Linked DNA regions of Homo sapiens: region 1 is linked to region 2. A link is a contact called in ENCODE Hi-C or POLR2A ChIA-PET data. All regions are on one chromosome and are shown on one strand. Each heading gives the region's core, a stretch centred on a gene start or an enhancer-like site at or near the end of the contact. The rest is flanking DNA. Distances are from core to core; before and after follow the strand shown. Region 1 overlaps LOC100287290 (a long non-coding RNA gene). Region 2 overlaps RARRES1 (retinoic acid receptor responder 1).

What was found. A loop is a pair of places that touch in the nucleus more often than their neighbours do. ChIA-PET counts read pairs that join two places held with the same protein, here RNA polymerase II (POLR2A). Pooled maps may share reads with other maps.
Region 1: a map of astrocyte of the cerebellum shows a loop between it and region 2 (4-fold over the local background). The contact joins two enhancer-like sites. A Hi-C loop is called at or near these places in 20 of 168 maps with a recorded cell type or tissue (Caco-2, Calu3, HepG2 and 15 more) and 12 of 50 pooled maps. POLR2A ChIA-PET finds 5 or more read pairs at or near these places in 8 of 52 experiments (BJ, MCF 10A, PC-3 and 4 more).

Annotation. Positions count from the first base shown.
Region 1 is chr3:158,758,337-158,764,968 of GRCh38, reverse strand. The region is part of intron 4 of LOC100287290 (a long non-coding RNA gene); the gene reads right to left. It also overlaps the pseudogene RPL35AP9. Among named protein-coding and RNA genes, the nearest start is that of RARRES1, 29 kb to the right of the region's middle. RefSeq lists a silencer at 4,141-4,336. Within about 2 kb of position 1,333, at least 5 of the 41 ENCODE cell types and tissues checked have a DNase peak (open chromatin) inside an H3K27ac peak, as active enhancers do; they include PC-9, where a contact is called at or near this core.
Region 2 is chr3:158,713,765-158,719,999 of GRCh38, reverse strand. It overlaps RARRES1 (retinoic acid receptor responder 1), which reads left to right. Exons shown (of 6, transcript NM_206963.2): 2 at 6,141-6,203. Among named protein-coding and RNA genes, the nearest start is that of RARRES1, 16 kb to the left of the region's middle. RefSeq lists enhancers at 3,979-4,479, 5,695-6,210, 5,598-6,235. Within about 2 kb of position 1,384, at least 6 of the 41 ENCODE cell types and tissues checked have a DNase peak (open chromatin) inside an H3K27ac peak, as active enhancers do; they include PC-9, where a contact is called at or near this core.

The DNA of each region.
Region 1 (6,632 bases), core at 84-2,583, 45 kb before region 2:
TTTTTCCATGTAAGAAGTGGTTGGTTGGTTGCTTAGTTTGCTGGTTGAAGATGGGCAACACTTAAGCATGCTTAAAACAATGAAATGAAAGAAAGGGGCAGGAGAAATAGAGAAAGAGAAGATTATAGAAAGGGAGAAGCTAGAGGAGAAAGAGCACAGAGTGCATGTGCAGGGATTCACCCTGGAGAGGAGGAGGGACTCTCCTTCCATCACAACAAAAAGAGGAGAATGGGGTGGAGCTAGTCAGTTTGTAAGTTTGGTGGCAGGAAGAGGCTTTTATTTTTTCTGAAAGGTAAAAGGCATGAGTGGTTGCTTAAAGTGATGGTGGAGGAATTAGGTTGGGAGGTTGGTACAGAATAAATATTAAGGTAACCACCATGAAGAATAGGAGGGAAAGTTGACTGGTAAAACAAAGAATGATTTCCAAGCAGCATTTAAGTCTGATCGTTTATTTTTAGCCAAACACAAGTTTTCAAAAACACTTCCACTCAGTCTCCATCAATACATCCCTCCCTCCTAACAGAACACAATGGAGGAGCCACTTGCAGGCAGGCCACCATCTGAGAATCCCTCAAGACCAGGAAGGCAAGTGGGGACCTTCCCAAGCATGGAAGTTAAGCCCCCACTGCAGGGTTTTTTGTGTACCAGAGGCATCCATGTTCTCCTAACTCTATAACCAAGGGCCTCTCTCCACTTGGTTACAGAGGCACCTATGGTGTGGTTTCAGGATGTCCTCAAAACATCTCCCCCATCACTCCCGAAAATTCACCTCAGAGAACTAAGAGTTGGTCCTTGCTTCTTGCTGAGGTACACAACAGATGCCCACTGCAGCCTATATTCCTTAGTAAGGACTAAGATCCCTTAGTCCAGTCCTATTGTCCAGCCCTCTCTCCAACAGTTCATCCCATGCTAACTCTGATGGTGCCGCTGCACTCCAACCTGGGCTACAGAGTGAGACCTTGTCTGAAAAATAAATAAAAAATAAGACACCTATCAATGACCCCCTGCGACAGTGCAGCAGTGGGGGAAGGACCTCGTAGGCAGGTTGTCTATGTGCTGCCAAGGGCAGGTCAGAAGGAGGGACCCTAACAAGCTGCCTTCGCCTTGAAGCTCCGTGTTTCACTGTTTGGCCCTGCCAACACATAGAAATTAGATACCCACATGTTTTTTCAAATTAACAAACCTAAAATTGTATTTATTTACTTTTCAATGAATTTGAATCCTCCAGTGGTACAGCATCACATGGATTCTGTGCCCAATGGCCTTAGCAGGAGGGTGGCTTTGGAACTTGGCACAAACCACGCTGTTCTTTCCTTGGGCACAAGTTACCTTTCCCCAGATGACTCTGGTTTTGTTTGATTTGCTGCCAGGGCCACTGTGTTGTTCTTTGCACACATAAGTACATCTGTTTCCCAAATAAAATTCAGTTTCATCTCGGGCATAAACACCTTCAATTTCAAGAACAGTTGTGTGCTCCCTCTGGTTCCAGAAATGTCACTTCTAGCAAAAGTGGCCTCAGGGCACAGCCCTGCAGACATGTTTGCTGTTTCAGAAGCCCTGTTCCCATGGGCCTCTCCAGGCTCCAAGAGGGCAAAAAGAATGAATTTGATATCTTTTGATAGAATAAGAATCTCTGTTTCATTAGAGAAGAACAAAGTACTATCTTATACAATGTATCCCAAAATAAACTGTTTTAATTGCTGAATCTAAGACGTAGTGATACATGTAGTCCTAAATCTTACTCCAATTCCTTAAAACTAGCTTGAATTTCCAGAAGGTTGGTGTCCTACTATTTGTGATGAAAAATTAACACTACAAAAAAAATAGCTCCACTAATAATTCCACCAGCGAAAAATTACTTCACTTCTCACTATTGAGATTTTGAAAGACTGCGTATCTGTTTACCTGGACATCTTCCTAAATTTCATAATTAATCCTCAAATGATGTAAGTAAAAGTTCTGCAGGTCAGTAGGAGGAAACAGAATTGAATTTTATAAAGTATTAAGATTTCTCAAGATACGGCCAAAGGCCATACTCCCTTGGGCTCTGGAGGATCATGTTCTCAGGAAAAGTAGAGTTAGGGTTGGAGAGAACTCAAAAAGGATATGAGGGGTGTAGCAGGATGTGGTCATTGCGATTTAGGAGGCCTCACCCCCCTTGAGTCAGTAATAATTATAATACTGAACACTCCTGGGGTACTTTTGAAACCTTAGAAGCCCCTCAAGGCCCCACCATGGGTCCAGTGCACTGCGTTGCTGAGAAAGGTCATTTTTACAAATATCACGTAACCTGATGTGCTCTGAGGTGGTGGACAGCATGGGGGAGGAGGAGCTCCATCCTGACTGAGTGCTAAGTGTTGCAGTCATACCCTCCTCACTGAGGGTACTGTGCGTCCACTCTGCCTGTCCACAATTGACAGCAGGGCAGTCAGTGAGCCTCTGAAGACACAGTCTGAACACACACACCTCTACCTGAACATTTGAATGGCCCCACATCACTCTTAGAACAAAGGCCGAATACCTAATATGGTCTTTGTAACTTGGTATCTGTCTTAGTCCATTTGAGCTGCAGTAACAAAGTATCTTAGACTGCGTAACTACCAAAAAAAAAAAAAAAAATTATTGGTCACAGTTCTGGAAGCTGAGAAGTCCAAGATCAAGGCACTGGCAGATTTGGTGTCTGGTGAGGGCCATTTCCTCATATACAGGAGTCTTTTTACTGTAAGCTCACATGGCAGAAGAGAAAAATGAGTTCCCTGGGTGCCTTTTATAGGCACTAATTCCATTCATGTGAGCTTCTCTTAATACTCGTTTGGATTAGGTTTCAACATATGACTGGAGGCAAGGGAACATTCCCATCAGAGGGGTATCTGACTTCTGCCCACTTTCCCACTTCACCTTCCCCATCCTGCTCCTGCCACTCTGTCCTTTTATGAGCTCCTCAAGCATTCCAGATGGGCATCGTCCCACGGCAGAGTTCTGCACATGCTGCCCCCAACCCAGGGCGCTCTCCCTTCCCCACCTCCTTGCCTTGCCGAAACTTTAGGAAGCTCATTTATCTTGACTGGATTGCTTAATATTAGTCTAATGTTTAAATTGTCCAGTTGAGATAACAGGGTCCCCTTTAGTGCCATGAGTCTATGATTATTCTCTTTTTCTGGAGGACAGAGATGCAAAAGTTAAAGTAATCAAACTACTGTTAAGTTATAGAGAATAAAATTCAAGAGTAAACCTTTACTGTGTTAGGGGTAGAAATTTGCATGTTAATTATATGCTGTACTGGTGGGGAATGAAGCCAAATGTTACATTTATAAAGGATGGTACAGCACTATGCCATTGATTCATGTTTCAAGCGTTTATTGAGAGCCTGTGATGTACCTGTGCCAGGTATTAGGAAATAACACAGTGAGCAAAACAGACATGGGCCTTGCCCATATGGAGATCACAGCTCAGTGGGAGAGGAAGACGTTAATCAAATAATCATACACATAACTGCACAACTGCCTATTGTGATAAATTCTCAAGGGAAAGGTTCTGAGAGAGGTAAACTAGTCTGGGTGGCAAGCTTACTGAGAAACAGACCGTTAAGCTGAGACCTAAAGCAGGAGTGTGAAACAAGGCAAAGGGACCAGCCAGTGCCACCACTGCCTTGCAGGAAGCCCACAGCCTACCTTCCTACCAACACACAGAGCCCACCCGACGCGGCCAGAGCCAAACACAGCCATGCTCTCCTTCTCTCCACATCGACAGAAACACGTGCACATCCACACCCAAAGTGGGCAAGTAGACGTAGCCCAACAGAAGGAGAAACCCCACATGGATTACTCATCTCATCTTACCACAATCAACACAAAATTAAACACAGCAGTGCATCCACACTCTTATTATGACTTCCTTTTTTATTGAACTTTTAGTTTTTCTGTTATAAATATTATGAACTTTTTACAAATTCAACTCTTTCAATGAACTATAATTATCATTTTCAGGGCCACGTTCACATTTCCAAAGGCAGGCAGGAGCTCTCTAGGTCAATGCCTATGTCCTTTCATCACGGTTCCTAAACCACTTGAAATCATTATTTTGCTCCAGATCAATCCTGAGGTTTTCTCTGATTAAGACAGGAAATCAGCTTCCCTGTAAGGGGCCCTGGCTCCTTATAGAGACCAAATTCTGAGCAAAGGGGGACACACAAGAGAGTGAGCAACGGCCAAGCACCCCCACTACTCTCCTGTATCGTTAGCAGTGCTAGAGTGAAGGTACATCTTTGAGGACTTGCATTCTCAATAATGCTCTGATTTAACAGACCATGTTGTTGTAACCTACTTTTCTGATAGGATGAGATTTCACTGACCATAAGATTTTTTCTTTTCTGCTCTTTCTTTCCTCAGGGAAACTGAGGCTGAGAGAGCCTGTATGACATGTCCAGGATGCCATCAGCAAGCAGTGGGATGCTATTTCAAACCTGGTCTAATCACAAAGCTTGTGTCCTCTCTATTACAAACCATTTTGTGGAACAGAAGCTACAGTTCTGGTCATTCATTTATTTATCCCATAAATCAATCTTTCTTTATAGCTTACGACTCACCTTCTTCCCTTCTCCATCCTGTCTCATGGTCGTAAGATGATCGAAGTAGGTCCTGTCCTTCCTGAACACGCTGCCAAACTTCTTTTAATTTTTAAATATGTGAATAGAGACAGGGTCTCACTATGTTGGCCAGGCTGGTCTCGAACTTCTGGACTCAAGCAATCCTCCTGTCTCTGCCTCCCAAATTGTTGGGATTATAGGCATGAGCCACCGTGCCCAGCCCACACTGCCAATGATGAGAAGAAAATGTTCCTAGAATGGCATTCAAGGAATCTTTTCAAGAAAAAGCACTTTTATAAATTATTTTTATGCATTAATGAATTATTCTCTCAGGTAATCACATTGGCTCACATTTCAAGGTCAAGATCAGGATGAGGAGTAGAGGATAATAACAATGGATATCATCTGGGCAGTGTATACCAGTAGAGCAACAGTAAATGAGGATCCAAACCCTGACAAGCTCTGATTATCAGAATAAATGACCTGCTCCTTCCTTGCAGAATTGGCCTGTGGATCAAATAAGAGCCCAATAGCTCTTAGCCCAGCATCTGGCACAGATCAAACACTTGGAAAATGCCCACCATCATTGGAAGCATTACTTCTTTCTGAACCACCCAGCTTCTTGAGCACCATGTGTACAGTATTATGATTGGAGTTGGAGTTAGTATAAACAAACAATCCTGCCTGTCAAATAGCAAAAATAATGGTTTCAAAAATCACTTTTCTTGAGAGAAACAATGTGTTGTTTTGAGTTAGAAGAAGATGAGCTGACCTAGTGAGGAGAGTGCCAGCGTGGAGGAACGGACCACTTTGGGCCTCCTTCGTGGAGAGCTCCTACCCATCCTCTCTCAGGGCCTAAGAAAAATAAATGAGGCAAAAAGCAATTGAGCTCAGAACTATAGTGGATGAAATCAAATTTAATGGGCATCCTTACCAAGAATTAAGTCAAATGGTTTAAGCATTTAGGATAACTTGCCTTTATCAAAAGTCAAGGGAGATCTTGTTTTTAGTACATTTAAAAAAAAGACTTTACCTCACCCCAATCCCAATTTCCCCCAATACCACACAGTTTACTTACTTTGGTTTCTTCATTCAGAGTGATTATATTCCCAAATTGGGGCCTACTAAAGCCTTTGGAGGCCTTCCATCTGTAAAGATGGAAGATTAAATAAAATTGCAATCAGCTCAGTAGAATGTAATGTTGTAGTAGAGAAAATTAACAGTCCCTGTCCCACATATTATAAAAATCTTCTTTGAAAAAAAGCAGAAGGAAAAAGCTAGTCAAAGCTGATCTAAGTTTCTGTAGACAATGGCACAAATTGATGATAAAGAAGTCCATTCAGTTCCCATTTTCTCAACTGCAGAATAAGTTTGCTGAGGCAGCTCTGAATAACCTAATTAATGACTGCAGACAATTTGATAGAATTTTTAAAATATAATTTAAAAATATATATAACCAATGTCTTTCTATCAAGTTCAAAAGCAGTGTTTGAAATAGGTGCTAGTTCATACATTACAGTGAAAATCTAAGTTATAGTGTTGCATATGTATCTGTTTGCATATATAATATATACATATAGCTGTATGTATATGTAATTATAATTGGTACATCTCTATCATCCATCCACTTGTTCATGTAGGGATTAGCCTCTGAAATTTCTAATAAATGCAATACAAGTTTTGAAACTCCCTGTGAAGCCCCTCTATGAAAAGGAGGCTAGAAAAATTATACACATAAACATACATTTTCCCTCAACACCGTGGGTGTCAAGGGAGTTTGTAATCTGCCTGCTTCTACGGATAAAAAAGAGTAAGTTTTTCACATAAAATCAAACCCCCAAACCTATTCCACTTAAGGGAATGGTATTCATATTTACATTTTCCCCAGATTATAGGAATCCTTACTCAGAAAATTAAACTGAGAGCTAGGCAGGGAATCAGAAAGCCCTGTGATCTAATGAAAGACAACCAACCTTGTAAGAGCGCCATAAAGAGAGACCTCAAAAATGTGAGATAATGGAATCATGCACCTGACATTACAGACATA
Region 2 (6,235 bases), core at 135-2,634:
CATGGGTACTATGTTGGGTCGGGTGAGGCACACAGTAAGAGTACAACACGTAATCACTTTTATCATGATTCCCTCCAATGATGCTTCATATGTAAGCACTGAATGAATGCTTAATATTGATTTGCTAAGGATTTGAGGATCATTTACCAAAACATAAATAAATAAAATCTAGTGTGATGAGTTCAGGTCTTTGAAAGCATTCCATTGTACATTCTCTCGAACAGGTCTTTGAAAGTGGCCTGTTTCCCTCCAAACTGATTGCAAATCAAACCAAAATCAAAGTGCTGATCAGTCACTAAAGAGTACATGATGGTATGGCATATGAGGAAGGGGAGGTGGAAGGTATATGGGGAAGGGGATGGGACTGCCTCTTTTCACTGTCCAGTGGGGCCAAAAATCATCTATAAAATAAACACACAAAAAGTAAGGGCCGGGTGCAGTGGCTCAAGCCTGTAATCCCAACACTTTGGGAGGCCAAGACAGGTGGATCACCTGAGGTCAGGAGTTTGAGACCAGCCTGGCCAACATGGTAAAATCCCATCTCTGATAAAAATACAAAAATTAGCCGGGTGTGGTGGCAAAAGCCTGTAATCCCAGCTACTCGGGAGGCTGAGGCAGGACAATCGCTTGAACCCGGGAGGTGGAGGGTGCAGTGAGCTGAGATTGCACCATTGCACTCCAGCCTGGGTGACAGAGTGAGACTCTGTCTCAAAAAAAAAAAAAAAAAAAATTAGAGCATAAACCATGTTATTAGTGGCCCATGATTATGAAGAATTTAGTTCCAGGCTGTAGTACACAAGTCTTTTATACATAATTTTTTAAAAATCTACAGTGAAGAGCTACTAATTTATTCCTTCAGGTTATACAGTCATATGGTCATTTGCTTGCTTTTTCTTATTAAATAGCCCTTTTCGGAAAAATATTGGAACAATGTGCTCTGCCTTTGACTGTGTTTAAAGAAAGGGATGTCAAGTTTCCTGATCTGTTTCACAGATGGGCAGTTCTGGCAGTGTGTTGGGGAAAGGAATGAAATCACTGTAATCTATATTACAGGAATCCTTCTTTCCTCAGGAAAGCTAGAATTGTTGGTCACCTTTCCTCGTGTCAGATTTGGCTGTTTCAAAAAAGTCTACTTACTTTTTTCACGGCTTTGAATTTAATGGATTAGCTTTACACCATGTGGCTGTAGCAACCTGCTGTGTAAGTCCCAGAGGGAGCATCCCTGGGCAAGACCAGAGGTCTTTATAAGGTGAGTGCCTCTAAAGCCCCACCTCCCCACAGGGTGCCTCAGGGAACATCCTTATATGAGTCAGTTTCTTCACAGACCTCCATCACTATTTCTCTGGGATGCATGCCCAGAGTGGTATTTCTAGGTCATAGGGCATTCACACATAAGCTTGATTTGACCACATACGCCAGATTGCATATGCCAGACTGCAGTCGTAAAGCCCCAAACCCCACCCAGCAATGGGCCCTGTCCACTTTCTTGATTGCCAGTCTACTAGTGGTACTGTATTAACTCATTGCTTATTTAATTTGCATTTTTGTATTTCTGTAATTACTAATGAGTTTGAGTAGGCCTTCAGAGCTTTGTTAGCATACTTAATACATGTAGGGTGCTTAGAACAGTACCAGGCAATTGGCCCAATTATTGGGCTACTTGCATTATTCTGTACACACAAGCATCTTTTAAATGACACAATGTTAAAAATGTTGTTTTAAGGCCAGGCACAGTGGCTCACACCTGTAATCCCAGCACTTTGGGAGGCCGAGGCGGGTGGATCATGAGGTCAGGAGATCAAGACCATCCTGGCTAACATGGTGAAACTCCATCTCTACTAAAAATACAAAAAATTAGCTGGGCCTGGTGGCATGTGCCTGTAGTCCCAGCTACTCGGGAGACTGAGGCAGGAGAATTTCTTGAACCCAGGAGGCGGAGGTTGCAGTGAGCTGAGATCATGCAACTGTGCTCCAGCCTGGGCGACAGAGCAAGACTCTGTCTCAAAAAAAAAAAAAAATTGTCTTAATATAAAATGTATTCTAGTGATGATTTCTGATCTTGAATTACCTGCTTATTTTTTACTTTCTGATAGGACTTGGGGTTTGGTGGTTTATGACTGCTCTCACATGGCTGGTGGGAGGGTGGCCTGCCGCAGCCTGGCTGGGGGGCAACCTGGCATACTTGGTCCACCATATGCTTCTCTCCATTTCCACTGTCCTCACCTTGGCTCCAAGCCCTGCTCCCTCTCCCCGCCCCCTCAGCCAGCCTCCTGCTCTGTCTACATTAACTCTGCACAACTCCTCACTCCAGCATCATTCTCCACACTCCAGCTAGAGGGATCTTTTCAAAATCCCTCCTTCTGGTCCCTGGCTTTCCATTTCTCTCAGGACAAAATCCTCTTTGTAGCCTGCAGGTGTGGCCCTTGCCACCCAGTCAGCCTCTTACCGGGTCCCAGCTCCAGCTCCAGTCTTTCTGCCCTGGGGCCCCATGGCTGCTCCTCAGGCCCTTGCCAGCTCTCCTCCCCACACCAAGACCAATTCCTTCTTCATCTTCAGAGTTCAGCTCAAATGTCGCTTCCCTGATCCCTAGACTAGACCAATTCTCTAGCCATCCTCTCATAGCTCTTAAGTCAGCCACAATCAAATAATCAATCCTACAATGCTCTATTTAAGGCCCTCTCCCGCTAGACTGCCCGGAGAGTGGCTGCTGCTGTTTTGCTCTGTCTTTCCTGCACCCAGCACAGTACTTGGAATAAGGTAGGAGCTGAAATCATGGAGTGATGTTGTTGAACATCAACGACCCCTTTATCACAGAACATTTTAAATCAAGGACAGCCAAAGTTCAACACAGTCCTAAAACCACTGGAGAGCAAGTGCAGACACTGCATCCAGAGGAAGGTGGCCTGGCTCCCGCCCACTCCACACACAGGCCTGTGGCTGTGCGGCTCATCTCACCAGAGCAAAACAGCACGGGGCTCTTGTGACTCAGAGGAAGGGAGAAGGGAGAGGCCTTTGTGAGAGATAAAAGCACTGTGTCTTGATACATGATAAAGTACAACCAAAAATATAAACATTTTATTTTGGATGAAATGTGGACACTTTTAAGAGTGCTTGTTAACCAGGCGCAGTGAGTCACGCCTATAATCCTAGCACTTTGGGAGGCCGAGGCAGGCGGATTGCCTGAGCTGAGGAGTTCGAAACCAGCCTGGGCAACACGGTGAAAACCTGTCTCTACTAAAATACAAAAAATTAGCCAGGTGTGGCAGCGTGCACCTGTAGTCTCAGCTATGCAGCAGGCTGAGGCAGGAGAATTGCTTGAACCCAGGAGGCGGAGGTTGCAGTGAGCCGAGATCGTGCCACTGCACTCCAGCCTGGGTGACAGAACAAGACTCTGCCTCCAAAAAAAAAAAAAAGAGTGCTTCCTTAAAACAAAATAAATCAAATCAGCAAAGAAAATAACTCTTTAAAAGGACAGACTCCACACCAGCTCAGAGCCCTTCTCACTTTGCCTCCATGTGTTTCCAGAGCACTGTTGCGTCAAATCATATCTTAAGTCCTGTATTTAAAATATGCACAATTATATCAAGAATAAGGAAGACTTTAGTGAATCTTTTTGCATAGCATATAACCATGCCCGAATGTATCACTGGCGTGAAGGCTGATGTTCCTCAGGATTCTTATTCTACACATCTTCCCTGGGGGACTACATCAAATTCTATGGCTTTCACCACTACCTCTGCTGATCCTACTTCTATAACCCTCAGCATTTTCCGAGACATCTCAAATTTCCCCATGTGCCAGAGAATGAACCCTCCCAACTCAGCTTCTTCCTCATCTCATGAATGGCCTCCGCACCCACCCCTGCCCACCTCACAGCTAGAAACCTGAGGGTGTCGCTGACTCCTCTGCAGGAGGCTGTACCCAGGAAGCCCCTACTCAACAGGACAGGCAGACTCCCAGGTGCTGCGGTGCACATAGCAGGTGCGGGGTGCAGCGACCCATTCAAGGCTTAGAACCCACTGGCAAGCTGAAGTGTCGCCTTCTGAGTGTTAGTTGTTTGCGGGTGCCCATGTGGCTGGGAGTGTGAGAGGCAGCAAGCCACAGCCCTGTGTTCCTCCCACATTGGCAGGTACTAAGGATGCTGAACTTCAGGAATCTTTGAGATAAGAGGTCATGGGAGCCTTGTCCAGCCACTGTCAGGCATGTCTCATTTATATCCTTCCACTACTCATTGGGTGTTTCAGGAGTAACCCTGATGGGAGACCATGTTATATAACATCCCCTATCCTTGAACTTGGGTCAGTCTCTTGTGTTTAGCCCAGTTCTTCTGCTTTCTCATGCCTATAGATTTTAGTAATAATAAAAATAGTAAACAGACATTGAATTTTATGCTGACCCAGGCACTGTCCTAAACCCTGTTTATGCCTTATCCTACTGTTCACAACGCCCTGTGTATTGTGGATATGTTTAATGTTACTCTTCCAGACTTTGGGATCAAGTTCCAAGTCATCTCAAAAAAGTGAGGCTTTCCATGCCCTTGCACCCACCTCCCCAGACACCTTTTCTCCAGCTTCACTGTCCCCTGGAATTCCAACCCCTACATCCCACTCCCACACCTTTGTCTAACACTGGCTCCTCAAAGAGTTAGTTTAGGCCTCACCCACTCTAGAAAGCCTCCCGCAGGCTGCGATCTGCCACACTGATCAGCTACACTACAAAACTGTTTCCAAGATAGAAGCAGGTTTCTGGAAAGGCCGGGCTGGACATCATATTTCTTTATATCTCCCCAAGGCCTGGCATAGTAGGTGATTAACAGCGAATGAGTGAATAGACAGACTTGTGTGTGTGCGTTGTGTAAACCAAAATTAGTGCCTCAGCTTACAACAGAACTCGTTTGAAGACTGACGATGAGCCCTCAGCAAACTGCTCTGTGTGCAGTGCTCTCGGGAATTCTCTCTCCTTCCCCAGCAACATCTGTACATGTACAAGCTTAAATATTCCCTACATAAATAACCACCAAGGAATCCTTTCCTTCCCTTCTCCAGTTTCCCAGCATTTTTTAAGAATCTATAATAGGAATGGATGCTATCTGGTCTATTTAAAATAAAATAATGCTGTTTGTTTATTGAATTGCTACGCTAAGATGCAAAGGAAACTGGTGTTTCCAGAGTCCAACCTTAATCAATGCTATGTGAAATAACTTCAGCTCTATACAACAGCAAGTTCCCTTTCCTCTCTAGGAAATATTTCTTTTACTGATTTATCATTTTGCTCTCTTAAAAAAAAGATGGCAAACAATAAGAACTTCTTCTAAACAGTTTAAATTGCAATGACATAGATATGTATATTCTAAAATATGCATTGAAATCAATTCAACAGTTTTAAAGGCTAAACATTAACATTTCTGAAGTTTAAAAGTATGCTTGCCTATAAAAACTGCAAACGAAAGAAAGAGCATAGCATTGGAAGACTTCTTCAGTGTTGGTGATTCATCCTGTTGCAGACTGAAGTTCCACCTCACGCCTGTGCTTGTGGGTCCCCTCTGCCTGTACCGGGTGTCCCCCACCTAGATCTGGGATGGCTGCTTCCTTCCTGTCCTGCTGGTCTCATCTTTGAGATCGCCTCGTGCCAAGCAAGCACCTTCCTACACCACCACTGTCTTTCTTCATTCATCAGCCCCTGAAAGCATAATTATTACTTGTTGTGCGTTTGTTGCCAGCATCCCCCATTGGGCTATGGGTGGCAGGAGGGCAAGTCCTCGTCAGTCCTGCTCGCTGATGTGGCCCCAGGACAGGGCGTGGAGCAGGCACTGAGGAGTTGGGGATGAAGGAATTCCCTCCAGCTCCCTGCACACTCCTGTTCTTTTCTCCTTTAGCTGCTCTCACAAAGTCACTCCAGTCAGAACGCAACCATTTCCCTTTCTCAGTCTCCCTCTTTGTGAGTAGGTGTCAAACTAGCAAGCAGAATGGCACAATCAGAACAAAATTTGAGATCTTTCTTCTAAGCCATCACCAATTTTATTCAGGTATAAATGCTACAGCCACCATTTGCATGCCATGTTATCCTAAGAGTGTGATTCCTGGATATGAGGATGTTTAAGGGAGCTTCTACTATACTAAGATTCAGTTTCTGTGTTCCAGATTAATCCAAAAGAGGGATGTAAAGTTCACGTGGTCTTCAGCACAGAGCGCTACAACCCAGAGGTAAGCTGCCACAATTGGCAAAGTATCCTATT